Regions from separate parts of the Homo sapiens genome. Here region 2 is linked to region 1. Evidence: read pairs that join two places in POLR2A ChIA-PET (ENCODE). Cell type or tissue: GM12878. All regions are shown on one strand. Links, peaks and the distances in the headings refer to the core of each region. The heading gives the core; the rest is flanking DNA. Region 1 overlaps MTA3 (metastasis associated 1 family member 3). Region 2 overlaps KCNG3 (potassium voltage-gated channel modifier subfamily G member 3).

Region 1 (6,578 bases), core at 2,765-5,264:
ATAGATTCTTTAGCGTATTTATAGTAAATATTTTAAGTCCATACCTGCTAATTCTAACATCTGAATTATCCATTAATCTAGGGACTGTTTTTTCTTTTGATTACGGGTTGCATTTTCTTGTTTCTCACTGCGCCCAGCCAGTCCAATCATATTTAAATGCATACTGGGTCAGTGTGAATGATGAGTTATAAAGACTCAGGATTCTGTTATTTTCCTTTGCAGAGTGGTAAGTTTTGTTCTAGCAAGGAGTTACATTGGTGGATCACTTCGATTCTGTGGAGGCTTGGTTTGAAGCTTTATTAAGCCTCACATATTTCAATTTTGCCCTTAGTCCGATGGGATTTCAATGGAAAGACCAAGTTGTTTACCAGGCCCCTTTAACTTCACAGAACTTGAACTCCAAATTCTGTCTTCTCAGCACTGGACAGCTCTTGAAGTCACTGCTCGGCTCCTTGAGCCTTCTAGCTGATGTTTTCCATCGGGCTCCTGGGAATCTCACCCTGTACTTGCATAGTTCAGAAATAAGCAAGTAATGTGAGGGGAGTTTGTATGTAGATTTGAGGGCTCCCCCTTCTGTGTCTCCTTCCTCTGCAGGATCTCCTCCCTCAGTTTCCAGCTGCATTGGCTGCCTCAAGCTCTGACCTCTGGTTCCTCAGCCTAGTAGACTGTAGCTTTCTGCCTGAGCTATATTCATCTCATACTGCATGAATGTGCTCATGGGGAAAGACACTTAAGAGTGGCTCTCACTTTGTCTCACTTTTTCTTACTTTGTCTCTCTTTTTTCTAGGTTCATAACCCCTCCAATTTTTACCTGATTTTGGTTGCTCTCTAGTACTTTCAAACAGTTGTTCTTTTTTAAAAAAATTATTTTATTGTATTTTTGAGACAGAGTCTTGCTCTGTCACCCGTGCTGGAGTGCAGTGGCATGATCTCGGCTCACTGCAACCTCCGCCTCCTGGGTTCAAGCAGTTCTCCTGCCTCAGCCTCCCAAGTAGCTGGAATTTCGGGTGGCCACCACCATGCCTGGCTAATTTTTGTAGTTTTAGGAGAGACAGGGTTTTGTCGTGTTGGCCAGGCTGGTCTTGAACTCCTGACCTCAAGTGATCCTCCCACCTCAGCCTCCCAAAGTGCTGGGATTACAGGCGTGAGTCACCACACCTGGCCTCAAACAGTTGTTCTTTATATTTCGTCCAGAGTTTATCACTGTTACTGGCTGGAGGGTTAGTCAAATTAGCCTACCACGATAGGAAGCAGAGCTCCTCAGTCCTTCTATGTGCTTCCCCTCCTGTTTCTCTCAGTTAAGAAAAAACAACATACTATGTATGTTTCATAGATACTGTATTTTTTCTTCCCTGAGGATATTAATGATAGTGGCTTTTTATTTTTATTTTATTTATTTATTTTTTTGAGACGGAGTCTCACTCTGTCGCCAGGCTGGAGTGCAGTGGCACAATCTCGGCTCACTGCAACCTCCGCCTCCTGGGTTCAAGCGATTCTCCTGCCTCAGCCTCCTGAGTAGCTGGGATACAGGTGCGCCCCATAACACCTGGCTAATTTTTGTATTTTTAGTAGAGACGGGGTTTCACTCTGTTGGCCAGGCTGGTCTTGATCTCTTGAACTTGTGATCCACCTGCCTTTGCCTCCCAAAGTGCTGGAATTACAGGTGTGAGCCACCACGCCTGGCCATGTTTTTTGTTGTTTAAGTATTCTTCTCTGTTTCTTCTCTCTGTTTCTTCCAATTTGTACTCTTCTGTTGATTATGTGTTATTTGGTCTCTAACACCTGCTGTTAGAGGGTCTTTGTTTTTTTTTTCCCTGGTGACCTTTGTTGTCAAACAATGTTTAAAAGTAGGAGACTAAAAATCAGAGTGAAAGCTCTGTGCTTGTTCTTGGCAGAACCTGTAGTGCAGTTCACTGTAGGGTGATCAGGTTGGCCTGGTGTTTGGACGATAAATGCCAGTTTCTTTCGATATTTTCTCATGGGCTTGTCAGATTCCCCAGAGAAGTTTCTTCCTATCTGTTCCCCAGAGGATAAATGTTTGTTACCTGCATTCTGAGAGCTTCATGGGAAGAAGGCTGGGGGCTCACCATTCAGTAGACATAGGTTCACTTGATCTCTCTCTGTTATAATTGTAGCCTTGTCCTTAGCTGTGCATGGTGCCTCGTGTCCCCTAGGCCTGAAACGGTTTTGTCCTCGTCAGAGAATAAATATCTCGACTGGTGGGACGTAGACAGTTGCCTGGTGGTATGGAGTTGGGAGAGCTTCTTGGGATCCAGCTGCTTCTCAAAGAGCCTTTAACTCCTCTTCCTTGCTTCAGTCCCCTCCCCTACTTCCAGAGGTACCTGGTGTCATTTCATGAGCCTTTGGGGTTCTCTAGACAAATTGGGTACTCAGCTTTCCACACTGAACCTTCAAGTCTGTCTGTCTTGAGTGCATAGTCTGTTATCACTCATTTATCTGCTTTCCAGCTTCTAAAATTCTGTGGTTTCTTCTCTGATTTTCAGAAGGAAAGGAAACTAACTCAGAAGCCACCAGCTAGCTGGCTGGATTGCTTTCATTGGATTGGTTGATTTAAGTGCAGAATCTCCAAGTCCATGGACTTCAAGTACTTCTGAGTAGTCAAACCATTAGGGAAAATTTTGCAAAAAACAAACAAACAAAAAAATAAGTGCCTGTCAGTCAGGGCGAGTACGTACCAAAGTGGCAAATATAGGTTAATACATTTGAGAATAAATAAACAAAAAGAGAAATGATTTGGGCTACATCATGGTCTAGGAAGGAGACTGAGAATTGATGTAGACATTTTCCTGGGGCTCTCTGCCTGTGCTACTGTGCTGAGTCTCTGTATCTGGCTCTTGTTCCTGCTCCAAGGAAATGCAGAGGATCTGGGGAAGCTCTGAGCAGAGGAGAGTGAAGTGATAACCTTGTAAGGGCAGGTGGTAAGTACTGGGATTCTTCAGCCCAGAATACAGAGAGGTGGCCTGTCTCAATTGAAAACCGTGGCCAGGGTGGAGAAGGCAGAGTGGAGCCTGGGCACCAGAACCTGAGATGCTAGGAGGAGAGGGTTGTTTCTGAAACCGCAGCAGGCAAGTTTGGCACAAATAAAAGCACAATTTACCATGGCAGGCTAGAAACTTGGGAAACTATTAAAAGCAGCTCTTTTGATAGGTGGTTTAATTCCATAAGGGTTTAGACAGATGAATGACAGAGCTCCTGCTCCACTAAATACAAAAAGAGAGAGTGGCTCCTAGGAGACGCTGACACTTACATAACCTTCCATTTAGACACTGAGGAGGTCAGGATGCTCTTACTGGGCTGTTAGCAGAACACTGGGCTGGATGGAGAATGAGCAGCTTGGTGTAGTAGGAAAAACTTGACACAAATTAAGGTCTACATTCAAATCTTGACTCCTCAGCTTACTTACTGTGACCTTGAGCAAGTTCTTAACCTTTCTGACACTCCCAAGATTCTGCTGAAGGTTAAATAAGGTAGTTACATAACCTACAGTATGTTCAATAAAGCAAGGTTAGCATGATTCCTAAACTGAATTTATCTGGGCCTTTATTTAACACATACTTGCTGAGCTCATATCAAATACCAAGCTGGGTACAGGTATCTTCCCTATCCTAGAAAAGCTCATGAAGTGAAGACACAGCTCTGCTCCATCCTGCAGCCCTTCCTTGGCATGCTCTGAGGCTGTGAAGGTGAGCATTGCTGGGTCCTTTCCTGGCAGCAGGGTGATGTGCCTGGGGCAGAGAATATCTGAGCATCTTATCCCTTCTCAGCAAACAACCCCACTTCCCTCCTAGCCACTTTCCTAATAACTAAGTAAAAAGCTTTCACAACTTTCTAATACAACACGGTGGTGATGTGGTTTGCAGGCCACTTCTGCTTTTTCATTTACTTGTCTCTGCTGTAGTCTCCAGATGGTCAGAGTTGAAGGTTTTTGGGGAAGTGGAGGGGGTGGGAGTGAGGGGCATAGGAATAGTTCCTGACACTGTGGGAGAGTGAAGTTCACTCCCCTCCTACAAGAAATGTGTTCATAGCCTCTGGGTGCCCACATCATTATGATTAATTATGATGAGCTCAGATGAGATCGTGCCTCCTCCCAGCCAACTGTGTTCCCTATTCCTTAGTATCCGTCAGAAAAGTTCCATGAGTCTCTTCTCTTGCCTGGTGTACTGTAGCACCTCTCCAGTGACCACTAAACCCGCCTATTCAAAACCCAGCTTTTAAGATCTTTCCGTCCTTCAGTATCAATTATATATTTTATTGGCCCTAATTAAACTTTCCCTTTGATCCAGTGTTAAACTACATTGTGAGCCCTTTTTTTTTTTTTCAGACAGGGTCTTGCTCTGTCGCCTGGGCTGGAGTGCCGTGGTGCGACCACAGCTCACTGCAGCCTTGGCTTTGTGAGCTCAAGCAGTCCTCCCCCCTCAGCCTCCTGAAGTAGCTGGGACTACAGGCATGCACCACCACACCTGGCTAACTTTTTATTTTTATTTTGGTAGAGACAGAGTGATGCTATGTCGTCCAGACTGTCTTGAACTTCTGGCCTCAAGCCATCCACCGGCCTTGGCCTCTCAAAGTGCTGGGATTATGGGCATGAGCCACCACACCTGGCCTAGTCATGAGATTTTCTTTGACCTACTGCTGAGCCTCCTTTCCCTGAAGGTTGTGATGTTGGGAGGGGTGAGTCCATCCTCCCTTTCATCTTGCCTCCACCATCGGGACTTGTTTAACCTTCACACTGTTACTTCCCTTTTCTAGAACTCACGTGCTGTGTGTCAGACTGAGCTTTCCCTGATTCATTCTACAATCCAAGACTTGCTGCACTGTCCTGCTGATGTTCACAGCCGTGCCTGGGAAGAAGGCAGCCCCACTCCCAGTACATTTCAGTGGGAGACCTCTGCGTGCATCCATGGAGACGCAATGGGGCGGGGAAGGAACTGTGGGAGTGCACGTTCCAAATCCTGTGTCTCCACGTGTGGATCAGCAGCACCTCGCTTTCTTGTCAGAGACCTCGCTGTTACGGAGCGAGACCTGCTGAGAATTGAGGGGCTGAGGGAACCCCTCCACCTCCTCCCTTCTGCAGCGCCCTGCGCCCCACCCAGCAACAGCGGCCACTTGGCAGTGGGGCTGCTGCAAGCTCAGAGCCGCTGCCACCCTGCATGTGTCCGCTCAGCTCGGTCTTATGCTGTATAGTTACTAAATATGTACAGGAGGGCCATGGCATCTTTCTGAATGGATTTTTCTTAAGAAATGCGCCAGTGTTTATGAGGTTCAAGGTATTTCCCTGTCCTTGCTGTTACCGTCACTCAGCTTTTTCTCGATAGGCTTCATCCTTGTTTTTTTGAAATGGGGGAATTTGCTGTTTACCCTCTGCATTCCTATATGTGACCCTCCCTCCTACTCCTCCAAGGAACAGAATTACCGAGGTTCTGACAAAAGATAAGCCTGTAAACTCATCATCTGTGTTTTGTGGTTGGAGAGAAACTGGTGTTCTGCCCGGCTCTGCTTGGTCACAGACAGCTCCAGCAAGAGCAGTTGTTAAAAGTGCCAAGCGTGTGTATCACTGTGACAAGCCGTTTGCTTACTGCCCTGTTCCCTTGCAGCCAAACCAGCTGATGAAGAACTGCTGCCAGGTGGGTCCTACAGCAGGTCACAAATGACCTAGTTTCATTTTAAGCAGACAGACTCTGTTTGGCCTAGAGGTGTGGAGTGAGAGAACTGTGTTTGTGGGTATGAGTCTGTGTGGCCAACCCCATGACCCCCACCCCTCCAGCCCAACATCTTGTGAGCACATGTGACCTAGGCCCCGGGGGACCTGCCTGCTCCTTTGGCTTGGGCTCTTCGTGTTTCCCACCTGCCCTCGGCACGAGCCCTTGGTGGCATCACAGTTGGCCACTCAGCTGTGCTGAGTAGCTGTGCTACTTGTGCTGGCAGCTGCAAGGATAGGAATAGCTCAGCGCCCGATGAGCTCCCTGAGCAGATGTGAGGCTGGCAACTCCCCTGCCCTCTGTTTGCAGGCACAGGGTCACAGTCCCAAGAAAGACAACTGGAGTCTGATCTCCCAGCCATCTCTGGGGTTACTAGGAGGCAGCTGGATGGCAGATACGAGAGGCCCAAATAGCCAAGCTGTTGCAAGACAGAGTGGCTACAATTGAATTGACACCCTGGGAAGCACGAGGTAACTTGGTAAGGATAATGATGCTGTAGATGTCTGTGTCCTCGGAGGCTGAGCTCCGCTTGGCAGAGAGAGCGTGCTGTGTGAGGTGGAGGGCGGTTTTGCAGACATCTCAGCTTCTTTTCTGAGGAGGAGTTGGTTCTCATCTTAGGCTTCTGCAAGGGCGAGCATGGGATGTCTCCACCACCACCCACTCTTGGAGCTGTGCTGGGTCTTGGCTTGGGGCGCTGAGGGTGGGGCCTGTGTCAGAAGCATTTGGTGAGAGGGGTGGAGGTGGCAGGCAGGGGTTCTCCTCAGGGTTCCCACTGAGGGGTCCCTTCAGCAAAGACCTGGGAGGAGGTGCCGCATCACGTGGATGTTTCTTCCCTAAAGAAAAAGACACAGGAAAGCT
Region 2 (6,578 bases), core at 2,139-4,638, 270 kb before region 1:
TGGAGTGCAGTGGCACGATCTCAGCTCACTGCAACCTCTACCTCCCGGGTTCAAGAGATTCTCATGCCTAAGCCTCCCAAGTAGCTGGGGTTATAGGCGCACACCACCATGCCTGGCTAATGTTTTTTGTATTTTTAGTAGAGACGGGGTTTCACCATGTTGGCCAGGCTGGTCTCGAACTCCTGGCCTCAAGTGATCTGCCAGCCTCAGCCTCCCAAAGTGCTGGGATTACAGGTGTGAGCCACCATGCCCGGACAAAATAAAACATTTGTAAAAAGCAAAGAACTGATAATCATATAACTTTGCAAAAGAATTTGTTGCCCATGATTAGAGTCATTCACTTTCTCACTTCTTCAAAAGTACTGCTTAAGGCCGGGCGTGGTGGCTCACACCTGTAATCCCAGCACTTTGGGAGGCTGAGACGGCGAGATCACGAGGTCCGGAGATCGAGACCATCCTGGCTAACACGGTGAAACCCCGTCTCTACTAAAAAATATAAAAAAAAAAAATTAGCCGGGCGTGGTGGCAGGCACCTGTAGTCCCAGCTGCTCAGGAGGCTGAGGCAGGAGAATGGTGTGAACCCGGGAGGCGGAGGTTGCAGGGAGCTGAGATTACGCCACTGCACTCCAGCCTGAGCGACAGAGCAAGACTCTGTTTCAAAAAAAAAAAAGAAAAAAAAAAGTACTGATTAAAAAAAAATACTTAGATCAAAAGGTTTCCAGTGACTGCTAAATACACTAGTTACTCTTATGCTTAAAGGCAGAAAGGGACGATACATTAAAATATTTCAAGACAAATTTTTCAATACTATATATATGTGTGTGTATATACATATATATACACACACATATATATACACACACACACACACACACACACACACACACACATATATTTTTTTTTTTTTTTTTTGAGACGGAGTCTTGCTCTGTCGCCCAGGCTGGAGTGCAGTGGCGCAATCTCGGCTCACTGCAACCTCCACCTCCCGGGTTCACGCCGTTCTCCTGCCCCAGCCTCCCAAGTAGCTGGTCAATACAAAATTTTTATTAGATATTTGTGTCGGGGTCGGACATGGTGGCTCAGACCTGCAATCCTAGCACTTTGGGAGGCCGAGGTGGGTGGATCACCTGAGGTCAGGAGTTCGAGACTAGCCTGGCCAGCATAGCGAAAATCCGTCTCTATTAAAAATATAAAAATTAGCCAAGCATGGTAGTGCATGTCTGTAATCCCAGCTACTAGGGAGGCTGAGGCCAGAGAATCGTTTGAACCCAGGAGACAGAAGTTGCAGTGAGCCAAGATCGTGCCACTGCACTCCAGCCTGGGTGACAAAGCAAGACCCCGTCTCAAAAAATATATATATATTTTTTTGAGTCACCTCTTTCACGGGCATCCCACAGGGTTTTATACCCTGACACAACGCACCTTAGTAAGGTTCTGGATGAGTGAGAGGAGTGTTTTTCGTTTGTAAAGTGGGAGTTGGAATTGTGAAAGGAGAGCCTGGAGCCTTTACCACAGGCACGTTCTCAGGCCTACTTGTTATAGGTGTCCACATTGAAGTTGAGGACTTGGAAACTGGTTGCCTTTAAAACCATGGTTCTCAAACTTTTGCGGCTCAGGACCCCTTTACACTCAACTCCTGAGGATCTAAAGGAGCTTTTGTTTTATGTAAATTACATCTATCTATATTTATCATATTATATATTAAACTAGAATTTTTTTTGAGATAGGGTCTCACTATGTTGCCCAGGTTGGAGTGCAATGGCACCTTCATGGCTCACTGCAGCCCCGACCTCCTGGGCTCAAGCAATTCTCCCACTTCAGCCTCCTGAGTAGCTGGGAGTAGTGCACGTCACCATGCCTAGCTAATTTTCTTAATTTGTAGAGAAGAGGTCTCATGATATTGCCCAGGCTGGTCTTGAACTCCTGGGCTCAAGTGATCCTCCCACCTAGGCCTCCCAAAGTGCTAGGATTACAGGTCTGAGTCACCACACCTGGCCTGTCAAAGACATTCTTAGGTAAAGCTTAAAAAAAAAAAATTGAGTACATGGTAGTGGAGGATATAAAAACTAACACAGTTTGGTGTCACTCAAATGACATAACCTCAGAAGCCCTTCTGGGACACCCCAGGCTGTGTTAGTTCTGTCCCCCACCTGCACTGCCTTCCACAGCGGCACCATCTCACCTTCTCTCATAGATGGCTCTATGGCTACTTGAGGGCAAGGGTCCCGTCTTGGTTATGCCTCAAGAGTTACTGGGTAATATTAACACATATAACTCACTTCCTTTCTTAAAGTGTGCATCCCAGTTTATTTCATATAAAATCATAAACTTTTAATACATTACTAAAACAGCTGTCCCTGATTTAATACAGGTTGAGTATCTCTTCTAATATGGTTGGGACTAGAAGTATTTCAGAGTTTGAATTTTTTTTTTTTTTTTTTGGATTTTGGAGTATTTGCATAATACCACTTGAGTATCCCAAATTCGAAATCCAAAATACTCCAATGAGCATTTCCTTTGAGCATCATGTCAGCACTAAAAAAGTTTCAGATTTTGGCACGTTTTGGATTTTCAGATTTGGGACGCTCAATCTGTAGCACCTATCTCCTGAATCCCAGTTTTGATCACACATTGCCTCCCCAGCCACCAGATTTACGAAGTCAGACTCAAGAATAGCTAAACTTTCTTTCTCTAGGATAGATACAAAGAATAAAGCACTTACTAGAACCCAGAAGTAACTTGCCATCTCACAATCAGCTCCAAGTAGTGAATCCTGGTATTTTCCAAGGTGGAGCTCAAGCATGAATATCGTCATATAAAAGTGGAATAGCCAGGCTTAGTCACTCACACCTATAATCCCAACACTTTGGGAGGCCAAGGTGGGCAAATCCCTTGAGCTAGGGAGTTTGAGACCAGTTCTGGGCAACTGAGCAAAACCCCATCTCTACAAAAATTCAACAAAATTAGCTGGGCATGGTGGTGCATGCTTGTAGTCCCAGCCACTTGGGGGGCTGAGGCAGGAGGGTCGCTTGAGCTCAGTAGGTCGAGGCTGCAGTGAGCCAAGATAGCACCACTGCACTTCAGTCTGGGTGACAAAATAAGACCCTGTCTCAAAAAAAAAAAAAAAGAAAGAAAAATAAAGAAAAAAAGAGTGGCATAAATGAGGCTTAAGCATCTCTGAAATTAACACAAATCAGGCAGGCGGGGTGACTCACGCCTGTAATCCCAGCACTTTGGGAGGCCAAGGCGGGCAAATCACTTGAGGCCAGGAGTTCAAGACCTGCCTGGGCAACATGGTGAAACCCTGTCTCTACTAAAAATAACAAAAATTAGCCAGGCGTGTTGGTACATGTCTGTAACCCCACCTACTCAGGAGGCTGAGGCACAAGAATTGCTTGAACCCAGGAGGTGGAGGTTGCAGTGAGCTGAGATTGCATGCACCATTGCACTCCAGCCTGGGTGACAGAGCAAGACTCTGTCTCAAATTAGAAAACAAAAACAAACAAACAAAAACACACACAGATAGTACTTAACTTCTAAATACTTGATATCCCACACCAACCATAAAAGCCCCTGTTCTACCAGAACTATCATGATTCAATAAGTTCTAATTATTGTTTAGTACTTTGGGGAAATAGAACACTCTGTAAGTCAGGGTGGTCCTCAGTTGGATCCAAGGGCGCTTAGCATGGCTGGTTAGAAGACTAGAATCAGGCATCACTTCCTGATCCTGGAAGCCACCAAATATCACAGGTACTCTCATTATCCCCATCTTACAGACAAGCAAACTCAGCCTTAGGGAAAGAACGTGCCTGAGGTCCTGTAGCTAGACACTGGTAAAGTGTTAAGTCCAGGCCTGGGTGGCACCACCATTCTAAATCAGGGGTTGGCAAATGTTTCCTATAAAGGGCCAGATAGTAAATATTTTAGGCTTTTCAGGCCATACAGTTTCTATTGCAACTACCCACCTCTGCCAAAGTAGTAGGAAAGCTGCCATAAACAATATGTAAAAGAATGAGTGTGGCTGTGTTCCAATAAAACTTTATTTATGGACACTAAAATGTGAATGTCATGTAGTGTTCACGAGTCACAAAATATTCTTCTTTCAATTTTTTTTCAACATTTACAAAATGTAAAAACCATAACTACTCATAAGGCTGAGATAGGAAGAGCCTTTCAGCTCGAGTTCAAGACCAGCCTAGGCAGCATATTGAAACCCCATCTTAAAAAAAAAAAAAAAAAAAAAGTAAAATCCTTTTTTTTTCTTTGAGATGGAGTCTTGCTCTGTTGCCCAGGCTAGAGTGCAGTGGCGTGATCTTGGCTCACTGCAACCTCCACCTGGGTTCAAGCAATTTTTGTGCCTCAGTCTCCCTAGTAGCTGGGATTACAGGCATGCACCATCACACCTGGCTAATTTTTCTATTTTTAGTAGAGACAGGGTTTCGCCATGTTGGCCAAGCTGGTCTCGAACTCCTGACCTCAGGTGATTTGCCCGCCTCACCCTCCCAAAGTGCTGGGATTTCAGGCATGAGCCACTGCGCCTGGCCAAAATCCATTCTTACTTAGTTCAGGGGCTACACAAAAACCAGGCAGTGGGCCTGAGTTCGTCTGCGGGTTATAGTCTGCCCACCCCAGCTCCAGACTCCCATTGGTCCTGCAACAAAGTGTGTGGGGGATGAGTAGAGACCCTTGTCATACCATGAGGCCAGAGGCTCACTTGGCTGATTATAAGAATATCTTTACCCAGAAAAAGGGAAACCCTGACACCACAGCCTGGATCAACAGGACCTTTAGCTGCCTGAACCCAGGACTCAAGGAAGTCCTTGACCATCCAGGAGAAACCAAATACCAGTACCAAAGGCTTCTGTGAGCTAGCCAAGAAACCCACCCTGCATCTCTTACTGAGGTTCTAACTGGCTTCACTGGCTCCACCCTTGCAGGACCCTGGAGTCTATACTCCACATGCAGACCAAAGCGACCTTTTAAAATTAAGCCAAATTCTCTATTCTCCTCAAAACCCACATTCAGATATAAATCCAAAATCCTTAACAAATGGTAAAAAGAAAACAATCAAACCTAAATCCTTTTAGTTGGTGCATCTATAAGGCGCTTCCTGGGCTACACGTCCCCTGCCTTCCCCCGCATTCCCCACCACTCTCACCTCTCTCGGTTTCCTTCCTGTTGCTCCAATTGACCAAAGACATATCCGCCTCAGGGATTGGTTTGTGCTTCCTCTTCTCTATGCTTAAAACTCTTTCACCCAGCTATCTTCCCAGGTGCCTCCTGCATCCCTCCAGGACCCTATTCAGGCATCACCTATCACAGAGGCCTGTACTAATCATGGCGCACACTTACACTCTGCACACCCCTTATTCTGACTTATTACTTCATAACACTTATCGCCCTCTGGGTTTTTCTTGTTGTTGTTTTTCTCTAATCCCATGAAAGATAACTTACATTGTGTTTTTTCTTTTGAGATGGGATCTCACTATGTTGCCCAGGCTGGCTTCAAACTCCTGGGCTCAAACAAACTGCCTGCCTCAGCCTCCCAAACAGCTGGGACTACAGTGTTATGTATTTATTTAATAGAATAGGTGGTCATTGAAAGCAAGGACTTTGTTTTATTCACTGCTATATCCCCAACACCTAAAACAGTCCTAAATACATAGTCGGTGCTCAATAAATGTTTGTTGAATTTAACGAATACATGAATGGGGAGCCATAAAACCAACTTGCAATTGATTTTTAAAAATATAACCTACAGATCGGGCATAGTGGCTCATGCCTATAATCCCAACACTTTGGGAGGCCAAGGCAGGAGAATTGCTTGAGGCCAGAAGTTCAAGACCAGAATGGAAACACAGAGAGACTCTGTCTCTACAAAAAATTTAAAAATTAGCCAGGCAGTAGGCCAGACGCAGTGGCTCACACCTGTAATCCCAGCACTTTGGGAGGCCAAGGTGGGTGGATCACAAGGTCAGGAGTTCAAGACCAGCCTAGCCAACACGGTGAAACTCCGTCTCTACTAAAAATACAAAAATTAGCCGGGCCTGGGCATGGTGGCACACCCCTGTAATCCCAGCTACTCAGGGGGCTGAGGCACAAGAATCGCTTGAACCCGGGAGGCTGAGGTTGCAGTGAGCTGAGATTGCACCACTGCACTCCAGCCTGGCAAACAGAGCAAGACTCCACCTCAAAACAAAAACAAAAACACTCTAGATGGTGACGGTTGCACAATCTTGTAAATATCCCAAAAACCACTGCATTTTATGGTATGTGAATTATATCTCAATAAAGCTATTCTAGGCCAGGCACAGTGGCTCATGCCTATAATCCCAACACTTTGGGAGACCGAGATACATGGATCACTCAAGTCCAGGAGTTCAAGACCAGCCCGGACAATATAGCAAGATCCCATCTCTACAAAAAATATAAAAATTAGCCAGGCACGGTGGTGTGTGCCTGTAGTCCCAGCTACTTGGGAGGCTACAGTGGGAGGATCGCCAGAGCCAGGGAGGCAGAGGTTGCAGTGAAAGGAGACTGTACCACTGCAATCCAGCCTGGGTGACAGATCAAGA

What was found. Peaks named below come from ENCODE experiments on the same cell type or tissue, not always from the same donor. Only the 100,000 strongest peaks of a DNase experiment are listed, where the experiment ranks them.
Region 2: POLR2A ChIA-PET joins it to region 1 with 7 read pairs; 4 of 35 experiments call an interaction of 5 or more read pairs at or near these places.

What each region holds. Positions count from the first base shown.
Region 1 is chr2:42,748,604-42,755,181 of GRCh38, forward strand. MTA3 (metastasis associated 1 family member 3) reads left to right here. Exons shown (of 17, transcript NM_001330442.2): 17 at 4,771-6,578. The coding sequence ends at 4,796. Among named protein-coding and RNA genes, the nearest start is that of OXER1, 12 kb to the right of the region's middle. In GM12878, for the core only: no CTCF peak of the experiment used is centred there; a DNase peak (open chromatin) is centred at 3,868; H3K27ac peaks cover 1,362 bases.
Region 2 is chr2:42,476,534-42,483,111 of GRCh38, forward strand. The region is part of intron 1 of KCNG3 (potassium voltage-gated channel modifier subfamily G member 3); the gene reads right to left. Among named protein-coding and RNA genes, the nearest start is that of KCNG3, 14 kb to the right of the region's middle. In GM12878, for the core only: no CTCF peak of the experiment used is centred there; a DNase peak (open chromatin) is centred at 3,479.